Regions from separate parts of the Homo sapiens genome. Here region 1 is linked to region 2. A link is a loop called in an ENCODE intact Hi-C map of the cell type or tissue named here. Cell type or tissue: B cell. All regions are shown on one strand. Links, peaks and the distances in the headings refer to the core of each region. The heading gives the core; the rest is flanking DNA.

Evidence for each region. Hi-C counts contacts between places; a loop is a spot of excess contacts. Peaks named below come from ENCODE experiments on the same cell type or tissue, not always from the same donor. Only the 100,000 strongest peaks of a DNase experiment are listed, where the experiment ranks them.
Region 1: it touches region 2 in a loop (2.4-fold over the local background); 9 of 110 quality-filtered maps call a loop at or near these places.

The regions. Positions count from the first base shown.
Region 1 is chr18:58,959,819-58,969,199 of GRCh38, forward strand. The region is part of intron 7 of ZNF532 (zinc finger protein 532); the gene reads left to right. Among named protein-coding and RNA genes, the nearest start is that of ZNF532, 100 kb to the left of the region's middle. RefSeq lists an enhancer at 8,143-9,056. In B cell, for the core only: no CTCF peak of the experiment used is centred there; DNase peaks (open chromatin) are centred at 4,143, 4,723, 5,713 and 6,723; H3K4me3 peaks cover 4,059 bases; H3K27ac peaks cover 7,236 bases.
Region 2 is chr18:58,776,985-58,786,365 of GRCh38, forward strand. LOC105372146 (a long non-coding RNA gene) reads right to left here and starts at 3,234. Exons shown (of 4, transcript XR_935537.3): 1 at 3,174-3,234. RefSeq lists enhancers at 5,066-5,828, 5,829-6,590. In B cell, for the core only: CTCF peaks have their summits at 4,764 (motif pointing right) and 4,963; a DNase peak (open chromatin) is centred at 4,767.

The DNA.
Region 1 (9,381 bases), core at 781-8,780, 180 kb after region 2:
TTTCCTCTCTGAACACTATAGATTTTTTTAAAATTAAATTTTGCTAGAAAGCAGCTCACCAAAATGGAAGGTTCTGCATACAGAGACGTTATACATTTACCACTTCTAAGTAGATTTTTCTTCTTTTTTTATTTTTTTGAGATAGGGTCTCACTCTGTCACCCAAACTGGAGTGCAGTGGCACGATCTTGGCTCACTGCAACCTCCACCTCCCAGGTTCAAGCGATTCTCCTGCCTCAGCCTCCTAAGTAGCTGGGATTACAGGTGCGTGCCACCACGCCCAGCTAATTTTTGTATCTTTAGTAGAGACAGGGTTTCACCCTGTTGCCCAGGCTGGTCTTGAACTCCTGACCTCAAGTGGGATTACAGGCATGAGCCACTGCGCCTGGCCTGCTTGACTAATTTAAAAAAATTTTTTGGTAGAGATGCCTTCTGATGCCCAGGCTGGTCTTGAATTCCTGAGCTCAAGTGATCGTCTCATCTTGGCCTTCCAAAGTGTCGGGATTACAGGTGTGAGCCATTGTACTGGGCCAATTTTCCATCTTTACATGGGGTGAAAGGAGATTGCAAATATATGCATGTCATGGAGAATGAGCTGTGGCCAGATACCCTGCTTGTGTGAAAGGAGAAGGTTGGATAGATTCGGAAGATTTCAGATAAAGTCTATCTGACCTTACTTGAGCACAGCCATTTCAGAGAACAGATGGTGAAGTAGCTGGTTCCTGCCTGAGCACTGGGCAAAAGAACTAGGCGAAGACTAAGAACATGTGATTGCAGATCAATCTCCTTTTCTTTACAGAGGGACCAGTTGGTAGGTAGAATAACCCTCTAGACAGAAACTGGGTTTCAGCAAAACTGTTGACAGATTCTGTCTGTTTTGATACTGTTCTGTACAGTGTAGTGCAGGAGGGCCTGGGTGAAATATTGCATGGATAGCTGACTCATGGCTCACTGCCTTGTTGGAGAGAAAGCTTCCATCTTGGATCAGATTTTCCTCAGTCTTTCTATCAATGACTTAATTATAGGAAGAGAAGCTAGGAGGGATTTTGCAAGGCAGATCTTAAATGCAGAGCTTTTCACTTAAAAAAAAAATAAAAGTACACAGATATTATGTGAGGTAGATATGGCTTAGCTAAGTTCTATGAAAAAGTATTCTGTCTTTATTTGACTATCTTGCTATAACCCATCCTTCTTTGTGGCTGCTGATGTAGCATTCATATCAAGGAAAGCTAACACCCTTCCTTTGACTTGGCACCATAATCTAGCTGGCGGTTCCCAAGATTGGAGTGTGCGTCAGAATTAACTGGAAGGCTTGTTCAGCTAGTTGCTGGCCTCTACCCCACAGCTTCTGATTCAGCAGGTCTGGGATGGAACCCGATCATTTGCATTTCTCACAAGCCCTAGCTGATGCTGATGCTGATGCTGCTCATCTTGGGACCATGCTTTGCGAACTACTGGCTTAGTCTGAGTGGCAGTACAATCCCCCAAAGCCCATTGATTTATCCAATAAAAGTTCATTTCTTGCACATACAGAGTTTGCTATGCAGAGTTTGCATTTCTCCGGGGCAGTCATCCCTTCCACTGGTAACTCAGTGATCAAGGCTGTTTCTTTCAGCCCCATTGTCTCAACGTAGGTGTTACTGAAAAAAAGACTGGCGAGTCCTGCCTGGTCTTTACACGCTCGTTATTCTGGATATGATGCACAACACGAGTCATTGCCCAGAATGAATTATGTGAGCAGCCCCAAGTATATTCCCGCGTGTACCGCAAAGGGGAGGGAATGACAAGTAGTATTTGTCACCTGCAGTAAGGTGGCCACAGTGAATCTAAACAGGGAAAGGTTCCATTGCATCGATTTAAGATGGATGCTGACAACTAGCAGAGGAGGGTAAGCAGAATGCTGAGTCTAGAAACAGTGGCAGGAGGAAGAGAGAAGTTGGGGTTAAGGGGAGCTTTGATAGCTGTCTTCAGATAGATGTCCTCCATGTGAGGACCAGCATGTGATAATTCCAGACCAGCTGGGGCCATGCATGAGTGAAATGTCTGCCTATCTGTTGCTGGAAGTATTCAGGTAGTGGCCAGATGCTCATCTGTAAAATAATGGAATAGAAGGGATTCTAGGGTCGGCTGGGCATGGTGGGTCATGCCTGTAATCCCAGCACTTTTGGGAGTCCGAGGTGGATGTATCATTTGAGGTCAGGAGTTTGAGACCAGCCTGGCCAATATGGTGAAACCCCACCTCTACCAAAAATACAAAAATTAGCTGGGCATGGTGGCGGGCATCTGTAGTCCCAGCTACTCAGGAGGCTGAGGCAGGAGAATTGTTTAAACCCGGGAGGTGAAGGTTGCGGTGAGCCGAGATTACGCCACTGCGCTCCAGCCTGGATGACAGAGCGAGACTCTGTCTAAAAAAAAAAAAAATGGATTCTAGGGCCAATGTGACCTTTCTCCTCGGACACTGGAATGAAAGGAAACTACCAGTGGTAATCTATGTAGTAGCCATTGCTAGTGTGAGGTGGATATTTTAAACCAGTCACAGTCTAAAAGTCATTCCATGGACTAACCAAGTCTCTGTGGAAAGCATTTGGTTTCACAGTTAATCTAATTTGTGGATCGAAACAGAACTTCTAGGAAGAAGTCCTTGTCAGCAGGAAGGCTACAGGGGGAGCAGTGAGTCTGACTTGGTAGCTGCACACGAGAATCACCCGGAGAGCCTACGGCCCAGCACACTTGGTGCTCACCAGACCAGCTAATTGGCATCACTAGGGGTGGGACCTGGCCCTGGCATTCTTTTTTTTTTTTTGAGATGGAGTCTTTCTCTGTCGCCCAGGCTGGAGTACAGTGACGCCATCTCGACTCACTGCAAGCTCCCACCCTGGGTTCAAGCGATTCTCCTGCCTCAGCCTCCTGAATAGCTGGGACTACAGGCGCCCACCACCACGCCCGGCTAATTTTTTGTATTTTTAGTAGAGACGGGGTTTCACCATGTTAGCCAGGATGGTCTCGATCTTCTGACCTCGTGATCTGCCCGCCTCGGCCTCCCAAAGTGCTGGGATTACAGGCGTGAGCCACCGCACCCAGCCGGCCCTGGCATTCTTAAAGCTTCCAGGTGATTCCAGTGTTGTGGCAGGGCTGGGAACACTCATACCACCTGGGATCTGCCGCACACCTGCCCTTGCTGCTGATGCTCATTGCTGTGGCCCTCACTGTGTGACTGCTATAGCACCAACACACCTTTGTTGAGTTTATGTTTTGGGGAAGGTTGATCTCAAGTGTATTTGTTTAAAGACTCCACCCAACGTTCACTCTTGGTGGTGAAGGCAGGGGACACAACTCTCTGGATGTTGGATTTACAGCATTAGTAAGTCTGTTCAATATAATTTAAAGCCTGATTATAAATGATTTTAGGATGTCTTAATGTTTCTGTTCCTAAAGCCTTTAAGAAAAGTCCATAGATTTCATCTGCATTTTCCATACAGGGTGCAGGTGATAGGTGATTTGAATACTTGCTATTTTGTAGCCTTTCCCATTCTGAAATTCACTTTCAGTTCACTCAGAGATGTAGGTGAAAGACAGCAGTGGCAGTGAAGGAAAGTGGGAGAATGAAAGGATCAGAGTGTGGAGAGATGACCACAGCCACTGAGGCAGGTGTGCTGTTGTTACTTTTGAAAAGAATGGCAAGGCAATCAGCTTGCATTTCCTAGTTTGGGACCACCATGCTTAGAATCAGATTGACTGAGGAGCTTTACAGAGACTCTCACTTGCACAGTATTTAAAAGAAAAAAATGTGTGTGTGTGTGTGTGTGTGTGTGTGTGTGTGTGTGTGTGTATGTATATAAATTTTTAAAGTGCCCACTTGGCCGGGTGCAGTGGCTCACGCCTGTAATCCTAACACTTTCAGAGGCTGAGGCAGGAGGATTGCTAGAGCCCAGAGCTTGAGGCTGCAGTGAGCCGCAGTCGTGTCACTGCACTCCAGTGTGGGCAACAGAGTGAGACCCTGTCTCAAAAAAAAAAAAAAAAAAAAATTTAAAAGGTGCTCACCCACACAACCTGGAACCTAGCCATGTGTATGAAATGTGTGGTAGGGCATAATTGCCCCCCTTAATCTCCCTGAAACTTGTTTAGATAACTTTGTGAAATAAAACGTTACATCTCCATGTTGTTTCTGTCTTCGTGCTGTACTGTGGTGATGGCCATTAGTTAAGGGGATAAAAATACTGAAATACTGTCTAGTTTGCATAGTTCATTGCCAGATGGTTTCATTTTCATTCTTTTACTGTTAGAGTTCATCCTGTTGTCATTAGGCATGCCTTACTACAAAGTCTCTTATTTAATCTAAATGTAGGGATATAATAGATTTTTATCCTTTTAAAACTCATCTTTTAGCTATGGCGACTTTGACTTCCTGCCAAAATCCTGTTACCCTAGCAACAGGTAAAAAATTTTTTAAAAAACCAGTTTCTCCTATCTTTTTTGGCTTAGAACTTATTTGTGATCTCAAGGTTTTAGGAGAAATATCTTTAAATCAGTTGCATGTTCTCTTCTATCTCTGGTTGACTGTTAGAGAGTGATGGCTTCTCACTTGATTCTGCATTTGTGTCAGATGTGATTAAAAGGCACATTAAGAGTTTGTATATTCATGCTAGAAATGTATATCACTGCTGGCTTTATGAAACTTATTTTTCATTAGTTTTGGCCACTGGAATTGATATTTTGTTTGTGTGTGTGTGTGTGTGTGTGTGTGTGTGTGTGTGTGTGTGTGTATACACAGTTTTTCTTTTTTTTTTTAGACAGAGTCTCGCTCTGTCGCTCAGGCTGGAGTGCAGTGGCGTGATCATAGCTCAGTGCTACCTCACACTCTTGGTCACGAGCAATCTGCCAGCCTCAGCCTCCTGAGTAGCAGGGACTACAGGTGAACACCACCATGCCTGGCTAATTTTTATTGATTTTCATTTTTTTGTAGGGAGTTCGGGGTAGAGGGAGTTGTCTTTGTTGCCCAGGCTTGTCTCAAACTCCTGGCCTCAAGTGATCCTCCAGCCTTGGCCTCCCAAAGTGCCAGGATTACAGATGTGCGCCATCACACCTGGCCTATAATTTTATTATATTCTAAATATTTTTACTTCATATATTTCTTATATATTTATATACTATAGATCATATATAATACATATTTCTTATACTATATAAATCTATAATTTTTAATACTAACTTTTATTATAATTTATATTTTATTAGTTTATTTGATATTTTATTAGTATGGTTTACTATATGTAGTTTTCTGAAGTCCTCCACTTGATTTAATAAGAACTTTTTTTAATGTAAGGCTATAAATGTGTTGTAAAAAGGATGTTGAAAATTTTTGGTTCAGAGCATATTAAAGTACATATTGAACTATTGGTGATTTTGGTAGCTTGTGGCTAAATTGGAAGGCGGGGTGTTAAGGATACTGGGGCTAACACTGTCTGAGGGCTTACCCTACTTACTATCTCATTGCAGCAGGCTCCTGAGGGGAGACAGTTACGAATCCCACTTTTAGGTGAGGAAATGAAGCCTGAGAAAGGTTCAATAACTTACCCCAGGGTTTTGCAGCCTGCCAGAGGCAGGTTTCTAGCCCAGACTCTGCAGTTTGCACAGAATGAAAGCTGACATTTCAAAAGCTGCTTAATTTTAGTCTCCTTGAATCTTTCAATATAGATGTGGGACAGTTAGCAGATATGTCTTTCCATCCAGTTTTTACTTCTGCTTTTGATGTAGTCATTTTCATTTCATTTAGGTGTTCAATCTTGGTTAAAGTTGGTTATGCCATCATTAACTGGACGTGTGTGTAGTTTTGGAAGACTGTGAATGTCCTGGTTTTATATTCCTTAGCTGGGGTCTGATGCTTTCTGGAATTACTTGCAGTTGCTGTTAACAGCATCATGGTGTCGTTAATTAATTGGGCAAATCTTCCTGCAGAATTATGAAATGTTTTAGAGTGGCTTGAATTTAGCAGTTGCCTGGGATGTATCTGGGGGCTGCATGGATTGTAGCAGGGCCTGAGCCTTATGAGGGACAGAGCCTCTTCCTGCAGTGTCTCGGAAATCTGGAGAAATGCACAAGAGAGAGGCCCTTTCTTGACTCCAGGAGTTATCTTAAAGCAGAGGCTCTCGAGGCAGAGAGCACAGTTAGAATCAGGGTTTTTTTGAGTCTGGTTATGGGGGTTTGGGATGTGGAGAAGTGGGTAGGACCTGGGTAGGAGTGAAGTCTATTTTTAAATTTCTCTAGATAATTGTGTTACCTTCACACTTACATACGTTCCCTCCTACTCTCCTACCCTCTCTCTTCTCCTTGAGTAGTTCTGCTGTAAAGGGATTAAGCTGAGAGATAAGCTATTTAGAGGATTTTGCTCTTAATGCTGGAGAGTTTATAAAAGCTGCCTAACAGGAAGATGAGATTGGAGAATAATTTCAGTTTAGGAGTTATATATTTTTAAGAATAGCTAGAAAAACCATGAGTTTTTACTTTGGGAATTATCTTTCATTTAAAATGTTTATCTAAAATTACTTGCCTTGGTGTTTATAATTTGTTTCTAAATTATATTTTATAACTATTATGTGTTTTAGCAAACCTGTTTATTTTTGGATCATGAACAAGAATCTGGAAAGCCCCAAGCTTGCCCCAGTACCAGGCAATTTCACTGAACTGAAACAAAGTGAAAGATACAAAGAAGGAACCATAAGGTTTGCCCTCTAAATTGAAAGAAAATGAAATGACAAACGACCAGATTCCATTTCTAAAATTTACTGATTATTTTTCCATTAGGGACAGAAAAATAAATCCTTTCAAGAAAGACTAACACGTTATTTTGAAAATGTGACACAAATAAGACTGTAAAATATTAGTCCACATCTTGTGTATAGCCAGAAAAGGCATTTTTTTGTGTTTTTTTTTTTTTTTTTTTTTTCTTTCAGGTTCTTAGGAAGATATGCTCTTTACTGTGACATGTTGCTGCTTGGTCAGATGTCTGTCTGTTGGAGGCATTTTTCTGTAAACTCACCCGAGGTTGCTATAAACAAGGTTGAAGGGCTATAAATGTGTATTTATGTATGTCCTGTTATGTGGTCTAAGGGAAAAGCTGTGGCTTTATTAACTCTTGTTATTGTTATGGTGTGCACGTTTTCTCATGACACTGCATGAGAGTATATTAATGTACATCCCACTGGATATTAAGTATAAAAACCCCACATCGAAGGATGTGCAATGAAATTATTAAAGTAATAGCAAGACAAAGGTGTTGAATCTGGTAACCAGGTCAGTGGGCTTCTTTCTGAAAGTCTGCTAGGATTTAGGGGCTGGTAGGCCTAGAGGTAGAATAGCTGGTGGTCCCAGTGGAGGGTCCCCAACAGAACCAATCCCCCTATCATTAGAACCCATTGCCAGATAACAAAGCTTTCCCCGATAGACCCTACACAGCTGCCAGAGCATCTCTTGGAAGTGTGACTGTCATAGGTGGCCCTGGAGCCCTCCATGATCTTACCCTGCCTCCTTTTCCACCTCTCCTCCCCCTGGACCCTTGCCTATTCTTGTTCCAGCAATACAGAGCTGCTCGCAGTTTCCTGACATGTGCCACATTCTTCCTTGTCTTTGTTGCTTTCTGTTCCTTTTGCCTGGACATACCTTTCCTTGCTGCATTGCCTGCCTGTGAGCTAGTTATCACCAGTAGGTCTCTTCATCCCCACCCTGCCCCCCCGTGCACCCTTCCGTGCACCTGTGGCCGCCTCCACCATACTTTTTTTTTCTGCTGTTGTTCAACAGATTATAATCTCCTCAAGGGCATGGAGAGCCTGGCAAGTTAGAGTCGGAGCTCGGTAAATACCGTGGAAGGAATTAATCGAAACGCACGGCATTCGGTCTCCCACGGCCTGCTGGGTTGCTGAGGCTGCTTCAGACCTCAGTTTGGCTGAGGACTGGCTGTGGCTACTTAACTCTCACCACGTTTTATTACTATAGATTTGCACCTTCTACCTTGCCGCATGGCAGTTGCAAGCCTTTGGCCAGAATTGCCGGCCGAAAGGGAGTGGTTCAGTGCAGGCTCATTAAACATGTGTTAGAAAAAATCATTTACAGCACTTGAGCTGTGGATACCAAGCTGTATCTTTGCACATGAAGTACAGCACATATGGTACTCGTCTCTGAAAAGTCAGTACCCTACAAGGCATGCAGGCAATAATGGGTTAGAACATGGTGCTTAAGAACACCACAGTGACTAAGATGTTTACAGACACTTAAGACATTTGTAGTTCATTGCCTACCAGGGCTGCTGTTATTTTGGAGACCAAGGAAGATATTTCCTCCCCTGGCTTTTCCTGTTTATCTCTAAGGGGCCCAGAAGGTAGAGGCTCCCTTGACACTGGGCTGGTGCTGTTGCTGAGACAGGAAAAATAGGAGACTTGGTGCCTGTCTTTGTCTGCTTTGGGAGAATATACCAGGACTTCCTGGCCAAAAATATTTCAGATTAAAAACATTCCCATAGCCAGAGACTAAGCTCCCTCACTGTCACAAACAAGCACTTTTCCTTCCAGCTCGGCTTCCAGTGCCCATGGCTGCAGCGAGTCTAGCTCCTTACCCCTCTCTTCCTTTTGGCTTGGAGATTGGGTTCTGCTGTCTCATCATGGTGCTCCCATACCTGGAAGCTTACAGATGGCAAAGCCTTGGCTTCTGGCAGACCCAGGCCAGTGCCTCCCTGAACCTTCTCCCTTGTCCTCTCTCAATCTCAAGTCCCTTCTTGTGACCCACGGTTCCCTCCCTGTCCCTGGAATCCATGGCAGGTAGAGCGTAGACATAGATCCCTTGGGGTGGTGGGAGTGGGAGGAGTGTCGTATCTCTCATGCCTTGAAGAGCCCAGATTTGCGCTGGGATTAGGTTTCTTCATTGAATCAGTGCTGAAAAGGGTGATTTGTCTCTGTTGCATTGGTTCAGTGTTGTGATTCTACTGCAGTGCCTGGTGAGGCTGTTATGGACTTGGCCTAGAATATAACTGTCATTTGTAATTTCTTTAGGAAAATGTGTTCCTCAATCCAATTGGCAGACCAGATTTTCAGATTTTAAGAATTTAGGACATGATTCCGTCTGTAAATTGACATTACCTTGAAACCTAAAACAACTAGAAAATAACTTAGCCACAGGTGGGGACATCAAAGAAAATAAGAGGCCATTCCCGGGCATGGTTGAATGAATAAGGACTTGTAAGATAGACAGCACCAGAAGGTAACTGGGAGGTAGGAGATGCTTGCTCGCTTTAGTTTTAAGTTGGGAAAACTTCAGACCCAGAGGGATTGTAGGACTTTTTGCAGAGCACTTTAGCTCTTGTGCCTGAGCCTCGGGGTGTGAGCTTTTCCACAGC
Region 2 (9,381 bases), core at 711-8,710:
AAGGGTTTTCTCCAGAGGTGGTTCTGCCTATGTACCCAGCAGCCTGGAGGTACCCAGGGATTCACACCAACTCCCGCCTCTTCAACCAGTGACTGATATGAGTTAGAGCATAAATCCATCAGCTCCTTCATCTCTTAGGTGGGATCACTGTTTTTGATACAGGGTCTCCCTCTGTCCCCCAGTCCAGAGCGCAGTGGTGCAATCACGGTTCACTGCAGCCTCAACCTCCTGTGCTCAAGCAATTTTCTTGCCTCAGCCTCCCGAGTAGCTGAAACTACAGGTGTGCCACCTCACCTGGCTAATTTTTAATTTTTTGTAGAGACGGAGCTCACTATGTTGCCCAGGTGGTCTCAAATTCCTGGCCTCAGGTGATCCTCTCACCTCAGCCTTCTAAAGTGCTGGGATTACAAGTGTGAACCACCTCACCTGGCTTATTTTCATGTAATCATCAGCTTGAACCTCAATTGAAATAATCAATTCTATCAAATTAGAAACGTGCAGGTTTACAGAGCACCCACTTGGGCCCTAGCTCAGCTCTGAGCAGCCTATTTTCGACTCTAAGAGCTGCAGGTGAAGATGAACTTCCCAGAAGCGTCCTTCTGGCTGGGGTTGGGGCTGTCCTGGAGCTGTGAGGGGCCATGCTGTCTTCAAAGACAGGCTGGAGGAGAGACCAGCAGACATCACCTTAGTCATATGGCTAAAGTAACATCACCAGTAATGAGACATGTCAACATCACATGCCCCTGATGTGGCCTGCTAAAGAGAGCACAACCTCACTTCTGAGATATTCTTGCAAAAAGGCATAACCTCCATCTAATCATGTGAAAACATCAAACTCAAACTGAAAGACGGTCTGCAGAATAAGTGTCAGGGGTCAAGGTCAGGAAAGAGAGGAACTGTCACAGGTAGGAGGAGGCTAAGCAGACAAGACAAGCGACTACACGCGCCATGTGTAGTTGAGATCTGGGAACACAAAAGGGACATTCATGGAAAGACTGGTAAAACCCGAATAAAGTCTGCAGTTTAGTAAAGAGGGCTGTCCTGATGTTAAGATGCTAACTTTAGGGGAATTTAGGTGGAGGGTAGATGGGAACTCTTTTGTAAGCTTTAAATCATCTTAAGATAAAAAGGCTTTTTAAAAAAAGCTTCAGCTGGGGTCCGGGCATGGTGGCTCGTGCCTGTAATCCCAGCACTTTGGGAAGCTGAGGCAGATGGATCACCTGAGGTCAGGAGTTCGAGACCAGCCTGACCAACTTAGTGAAACCCCATCCCTACTAAAAGTACAAAATTAGCCAGGCATGGTGGCACATGCCTGTAATCCCAGCTACTCAGGAGGCTGAGGGCAGGAGAATTGCTTGAACCCAGGAGGTGGAGGTTGCAGTGAGCCAAGATCAAGCCATCACGCTCCAGCGTGGGCAACAAGAGTGAAACTCTATCTCAAAAAAAAGAAAAAAATAAAAGGAAAAAAAAAAGCTTCAGCTGGGCACAGTGGCTCATGCCTGTAATCCCAACACTCTGGGAGGCTGAGGTGGGAGGATCACTTGAGCCCAGGAGTTTGAGACCAACCTGGGCAACATAGTGAGACCCTGTTTCTAAATTTAAAAAAAATAATAATTAATTAGCTGGACGTGGTGACACGCACCTCTGGTCCCAGCTACTCCAGAGGCTAAGGCAGGAAGATCGCTTGAGCCCATGAGTTCAAGGCTGCAGTAAGCCATGATCACGCCACTACACTCCAGCAGTGGCAACTGAGGGAGACCCTGCCTCCAAAGGAAAAAAAAAGCTTAAAGACAGGTAAAAGGAGACAAAGAACAAGCTGGAATTAGACTCTGTGGCAAGGAATGTGGCCTTAAGCTCTACTCCTAACAGTCACATGCATAGATGATAGACTTACTCTAAACTTTTTCACTCTTCTTTTTTTGCCTTTCTTCTGGACACTTAGAAATGTCTCCAACAGGCCAGGCACAGTGGCTCACACCTGTAATCCCAGCACTTTGGGAGGCCGAGGCGGATGGATCACGAGGTCAAGAGATCGAGACCATCCTGGCCAACAAGGTGAAACCCTGTCTCTACTAAAAATACAAAAAATTAGCCAGGCATGGTAGCGGGTGCCTGTAGTCCCAGCTACTAGGGAGGCTGAGGCAGAAGAATGGTGTGAACCCGGGAGGCTGAGCTTGCAGTAAGCCGAGATTGCGCCACTGCACTCCAGCCTGGGCAACAGAGTGAGACTCCATCTCAAAAAAAAAAAAAAAAAAAAAAAAAAAGAAATGTCTCCAACAGAAAGTGCTTAGAGTTCTGACCCAGGAGAAATAAGAGGTAAACAGCCTAGTTTCCAGCTTCACAGGCAGCTTAGGGGGAAGCAACTCAGCTTCAGAGAGCTGCACTTAACTCTTCACCACCACGACTGACACAGGCACAAGAACCCACCTGCCTCTCCAAGGCCCTGAAAGCCCACCCGATGTCGCTTTCCACACTCCTATCCTACATCCTCCTCTAATCCTCACATTGACTTGATTTCACCTATATTCAAATACTGGGGAGGAAAAGAAGGGACGATGTGAGCCCTCCAGTCCTCCCTGTCACCCTGCTCGTGGACTAATCCTGAGTCATTTTTCACAACTGTATTCCTTGCCGGTGTTGAGGCAAATAAGTCCGCCTTTACCTAGAACATACAGTTCAATACCAAATTGTTTACAACAGTTTTATTGCTCCAGACTTTGAGGGAGGCTTTGAAGAACTGCCTGTACCTTGTCCTAACTCTATTACTCAGATTAATGGTCGGCCAGCGTTCCCTTTCTGGTCAGTCACTTCCAGGGGATTTTGCAAAGACTCATGGGTTAGTATTTGGAAAGAACTTAAACTTCCTCATAAATAAAAATTCTTATAGCTGAAAATTCTGATGCCTTATAATGAGTCCTTATAAAATTCCAAGGCACTTGAAAATGTACATTGCTCCCAAGCATCGTTATTACTTATATGCATAAGCAGCTACCATTAGGAACACATATGATGTGATAGGCAGTGAGTTATGCTCAGTATGTGCGTTAGTCCGTTCTCACACTGCTATGAAGAACTACCTGACACTGGGTAATTTATGAACAAAAGAGGTTTAATAGACTTACAGTTCCACAGGCTGTACAGGAAGCATGGCTGAGAGGCCTCAGGAAACTTACAATTATGGCAGAAGGCGAAGGAGACGCAAGCACGCCCTCACAATGGCGGAGCAGTAGAAAGAAGAAAGGGAGAGGTGCCACACCCTTTTAAACCGTCAGATCTCGTGAGAATTCACTCACTATCACGAGAACAGCAAGGGGGAAATCCGTTCTCATGATCCAATCGCCTCCCACCAGGCCCCTCCTCCAACTCAACATGAGATTTGGGTGGAGACACAAATCTAAACCATATCCTTATGCATAGGATCTCATTCAGCTGAACCCTGTTGCTGCATCGATGTAGGGAGATAAAGATCACCTGTGCCCTGGACTTCCTGAGTCACTGGTTGAAAAAGAAAGCAGGCGAGGCACAGTGGCCCACACCCATAATCCCAGCACTTTGGGAGGCCAAGGCAGGAGGATTGCTTGAACCCAGAAGTTCGAGACCAGCCTGGGCAGTATAAGGAGACCTCCCTCCAACCCCAGTCTCTACAAAACTTTTTTTGTTTTTTTTGAGACAGAGTCTTGCTCTGTTGCCCAGGCTGGGGTGCAGTGGCACGATCTTGGCTCACTGCAACCTCCACCTCCCAGGTTCAAGCAATTATCCTCCCTCAGCCTCCTAAGTAGCTGGGATTACAGATATGTGCCACCATGCCCGGCTAATTTTTTGTATTTTTAGTAGAGAAGGGGTTTCACCATGTTGGCCAGCCTAGTCTCGAACTCCTGACCTCAGGCAATCCAACTGCCTCAGCCTCCCAAAGTGCTGGGATTACAGGTGTGAGCCACCGCGCCCGGCCTCTACAAAACATTTAAAAATTAGCCAGATGTGGTGGCTCACACCTGTAGTCCTAGCTCTGAGGCAACAGGATCACTTGGGCACAAAAGGTCAAGGCTGCAGTGAGCCATGATTGTGCCACTGCACTCCAGCCTGGGTGACAGAGAGAGAGCCTGTCTCAAAAAAAGAAAAAGCAAGGAGCACACTTGTTTTTGCACCTTCTGGGAGGACTGAGGCCACCAGCAGTGGATGGAGCGGACAGAACTCCCAGGCACTGTGCCTGGCCCAGGGCAGGAACTCAAAATGCAAATGGATGGCATTTCTTTTAATTATCGCAAAGTGAAATGAGCCGTTACTGGAGATACCAAGCATGGGTCAGGGAAGCAGAAATTGATATTGATAATGCAGGGTTCTCTGCTCTTCCGTCGTTGTAGCTAAAACATGCACAGTATTGACAGAGGCTGGAATCAGCTCCTGAAATCAAGCCCTTTCTTTGGCTATTCTCTGCCTCCTCAAGTCCACAGCTTCTTTCCGAAAGAAGCCCAGTTGTCTGGGTTTGAAGGCCCTGAGCACCAGGAGCGCGTTTGGGAGATGTTATCGGAGTGCTCTCTGTCTCACCCAGAGTTTCCCGGGAACACTGTCGAACACTCCTCAGAAGTACATTTATGGTTTGGCTCATTTTCAGAGAAAAGGACATGAGGGAGCAGAGTCAAAGAGTCAAAAGAGCAGACTTTCGACTGTGGGAACCAGAGTCACTAAGTACAGAGTAACACAACTTGTGTTACTGATGCTCGAGACTCAGCGGGGCCTTTGCACGTGAATAGCCACCAGGTGGCAGTGTTATTCTCTCGAAAGGCTAAAGGCTGTGTGTGGCATGTGCCTGTGTGTGTGTATGCCTTGGTGGTGGTGTGTGTATAATGTGCAGTGTAGTGTGTGTGGTGTGTATGTGCGTGGTGTGTGATTATGTGCATGATGTGTGCGTGTGATGTTGTATGTGTGTGGCATGGGGTAAGGGGTGTGTATATGGTGTGTGTGATTCAGTGTGCGTGTGTGAGGTGGTGTGCATGGTATATGGTGTGGCATGTGGCCTCTTGTGTGCACAACCCTGTGTCGAAGCTGGGAGACAGCTTCCTTCTCATCCACCCACTACCACTCAGCCCAACAACCAGCTCACTCTCCTTCACCCTCTGCCACTCACGCACACACCCTCCTCTTGCCACCATCCCTCTTCTCCATTTCTAGCCAAAAATTAGCAGGGAGGAGCCAGAAAGCCCAACAGAGACCGTGAAACAAATATCAAATTAAAAGTATTTTACTGGCTGGGCACAGTGGCTCCCTCCTGTAATCCCAGCACTTTGGGAGGCCGAGGCCGGTGGATCACTTGAGTCCAGGAGTTCGAGACCAGCCTGGGCAACATGGCAAAACCTCATCTCTACAAAAAAAATATTTAAAAAATTAGCCAGGTATGGTGGCATGCACCTGTGGTCCCAGCTATATGGGAGGCTGAGGTGGAAAAATCACTTGAGCCCAGGAGGTCAAGGCTGCAGTGAGCCAAGGTCACACCACTGTACTCCAGCCTGGGCAACAGAGTGAGACCTTGCCTTAAAAAAAAAAAAAAGAAACACACCTTGGGAAGGACAATGGGACCTCAGTTATCCTCTCCTTGTTGCCCCATTCTCTCTCCCACTTGTTCTCGCCCCGACACCCGAGTTGCTCTTCCTAGGAGCCCACTCCCTCTGACTCCCCAAGCCCAGCTAGGCAGCGGTTAATGCTTTCCAGAAAGAGGTCCCCAAATTTCCTTCATTGGCATGTGCGTTTGGAAAGAGGACCCTAGACAGAGCAAAGACCTCAGAAGAAGCATCCTCCGACACTGGCACTTCAGGCCCAGTTCATGTTAGACTACCTGGATCTAGAGGACACTTCATGGGGAAGCTTCCCATTGCCCTGAGATCACAGCAGTGCAGGAAAGCCCACCTCCTCTGTGTTTGTGGAAAGCTGGGTCCTGGGTATTGTTCCTCTATGTGGGTGATGCATTCAATAATGAAAAGGGCCATCATGAAATGGGTGACTGAGTCTCCCCAGTGTGTATTTAAGAGCATTGCAGGCCGGGCACGCAGCTCACCACAGAGGCCGAGGCTGGGTGGATGGCTTGAGCCCAGGAGTTCGAGACCAGCCTGGGCAACATGGCAAAATCCTGTCTCTACGAAAAATGCAAAAATTAGCCAGGCACGGTGGTGCATACCTGTAGTCCTAGCTACTCAGGAGGCTAAGGCTGGCGGATCAACTGATCCCAGGAGGTGGAGGCTGCAGTGAGCTGAGATTGTGCCACTGCACTCCAGCCTAGACAACAGAGCCAGACCCTATCTCAAAAAAAAAAAAAAAAAAAAAAAAGATATTTTCTAGGTCGAAATAATGATCTCTAAGAAAGTGGCAATATGAGAATTACTAAAAACATCAATATATCCCTCCAGAAGACATTTATGTTCTTTTTAAGACACTTAATGGCGTTTAGAATATATGCTAACATCTTTTTCATCGGGCATGGTCAGAAAAGTGGTCACTTTTACAATAATCGTGATCTCCATTTGGAAGCTCAAACCTTTACATATCAAGGCATTTAAATATCACTACTGGGGCCAGATGCAGTGGCTCACACCTGTAATCCCAGCACTTTGGGAAGCTGAGGCAGGATGATCACTTGAGGTCAGACATTCAAGACCAGCCTAGCCAACATGGTGAAACCCTGTCTCTACTATTAAAAAAAGAAATACAAAAATTAGCCAGGTGTGGTGGCACACACCTGTAGTCCCAGCTACTCAGGAGGCTAAGGAATGAATCGCTGAGAATCGCTTGAACCCAGGAGGCAGAGGTTGCAGTGAGCTGAGGTCACCCCACTGCACTCCAGCCTGGGCAACAGAGCGAAACTCCATCTCTAAATAAATAAATAAATAAATAAATAAATAAATAAATAAATATATGCCAGGCGCGGAGGCTCACGCCTGTAATCCCAGCACTTTGGGAAGCTGAGACAGACGGATCGCCTGAGGTCAGGAGTTCGAGACCAGCCTGACCAACATGGAGAAACCCCATCTCTACTAAAAATACAAAATTAGCCAGGCATGGTGGCACATGCCTGTAATCCCAGCTACTCAGGGGGCTGAGGCAGGAGAATTGCTTGAACCCAGGAGGCGGAGGTTGCAGTGAGCAAAGATTGCGCCACTACATTTCAGCCTGGGCAACAGAGCGAAACTCTGTCTCAAAATAAATGAATAAATAAATTAAATAAATAAAAATAAATATCACTATTGGCAAAAGCTTTCTAACATGCATTGCCTATCTAGGTCACAGTTTGCTAATGTCTTGTAGCCTGGATGGTTTTATTGATCCCCGAGAGAACTTTTATTATCCTGAGGGAAAACAGACTGGAAAGAGGACGGGAAATTTGTTTGGCTTTGGAATAGTGGTGGGGGAGGAATAAATGGGAAGAAGGAACGTGGGGAGAGATGGACGCTAAGCAGGAGAGATGGGGCGAGGGAGAGGGGACCACAGCCACGCAGAATGGAAGAGCAAGAAGAGCAGGGAGAGCGTGAAGGCGTGAGAACCGAGGCAGGGCAGGGGACTTCAGAGGCAGAAGCCCTTCAGAAGCTCTGCAAATCCAAATGCTAAGAAGAACATGCAGTCATTTTGACAAGGGCAGGTCAGAAAATGCCACGCGTGCGCACAGAGGATGGAAGGCCAGGACCCGCCGCCAAGCAGGGCTGTCGGGGACTGGTCGCCTCCTCTGGGCAGCGTCAAAGGGCAAGATTGGTCTGGTCCTCTTTCTAACACCTCCCACCCGGGATGCAGCCAAGAGTGGCTGCAGCCTAATTTTCTACATGTAAACAATGACCTCAGTGATGCCCACGGGGCCCCTCTCTGGCCTTCTCCCCCTGGGAAAAGACTGAGTTCTCGACGGGCATCCCCTCCCCCTCCGGAACCAAGGGCTCTGGGATGTTGACAGCCCCCGCCACCTCTGAGAAGGGCAGGCCGTGGAAAACCATCTCCTCCCTTCCTTCCCCCTCTGCCTTTCCTAGCTGGGGCCTCTGCACAATGCAGCTGGGCCAGGCCCTGTTGCTAAGGGAACCAGCAGAGGGCCCAGCCCCCTCCCCATAGAAATAACCCCAAGAGAGGAGTGAAGGATTCACTTGCCCTCATCTCCAGGCTTTGGAGGAGGGTAGGTGCCTGGCCAGCAGAGTGGCCACTGCTCACTGGCCCAGAGGAAGCAAGGCCACCAGCCTGATCCCACTTCTCCCTCCGGCCCATCTTCACTCCCCTCTCCTCAACCACAAGCCCCGCCAAAATAGAGACCCCCGGCTTTGCTCCCCTGCTGCAGGAAGGGAGAGCCACCGCCAGACACTGCCTGCCTGGTCCTCCTGTTCTGATCTCACCCGGTGCTTGGAATCAAAGAGGACCTGGCTTCCCTCTCGGGATACGTGATTTTCTTTGGTTGTGACTCATTGTCTGTAAATGTTGCTGGAGATGAATCAGACCCCACCTGCTACCTGCGGCTGAGATGCTGCCAACAGACACAGAAAGGTGTGCCGCAGCCACCACCCGCCTCCTCTCTCCCAGCTCTGAAGGAGCCCACAGCTCCCATGGGATGAGGTCTTCATCGTGGCTTTCAAGGCCTTCCTTAGAGCCTTTGGATCAGGGAAGCCTGCCCTAAACTGCACATTAGTGTCCATGACTCACCTTTGAAAAATTCCCATAACCAGGCCTCACCCGACCCTGCAAATACAGATGCAGTTACTCTGGGCAGGGACTCAGAGCAAGGAGTTTTTTAAGTGCCCCAGGTCCTGGGCTGAGAGCACCTAGTGGCTGTCTCAGATGCTCTAGCTCAGCCGAGATCCAGTGGCTTGTCCAAGTTCACATTGTCGGCTGGAGAGCTGGAGCAACAACACAGGATTCATGCCTTGAGCACAGTGTTCTATCATAGGATTTTCCTACTTAAAAAAGTAATTTGATAAAATTATTTTGGAAATGTATACAATATAGAAAGGTAAAAAGAAGTCCATTAAATCACCCCTAAACCTCAACACCCGGAGGTAAGCACTGTTAACATTGTGGGTTGTGTTTTTATTTATTTTCAAATATTTAATGTGTAAAACAGGTCATACAGAACACACAGCTGTGCGTCCTGCCCAGCCAAACTGACCATGTTTTTAGCAGGCTGTTGGCAAAGAGTGTCAAGAATATCTTAGAGCTGGGCATGGTGGCACGTACCTATAATCCCAGCTATTCAGATGGCCGAGGTGGGAGGATAGCTTGAGCCCAGGAGGTCAAGGCTGCAGTGAACTATAATTGCATCACTGCCCTCCAGCCTGGGCAACAGAGTGAGACCCTGTCTCTAAAATATATACATATATATTTTTTAATTGACATTTTTCAGCCCACTAATTCCATTTCTAAGAATCT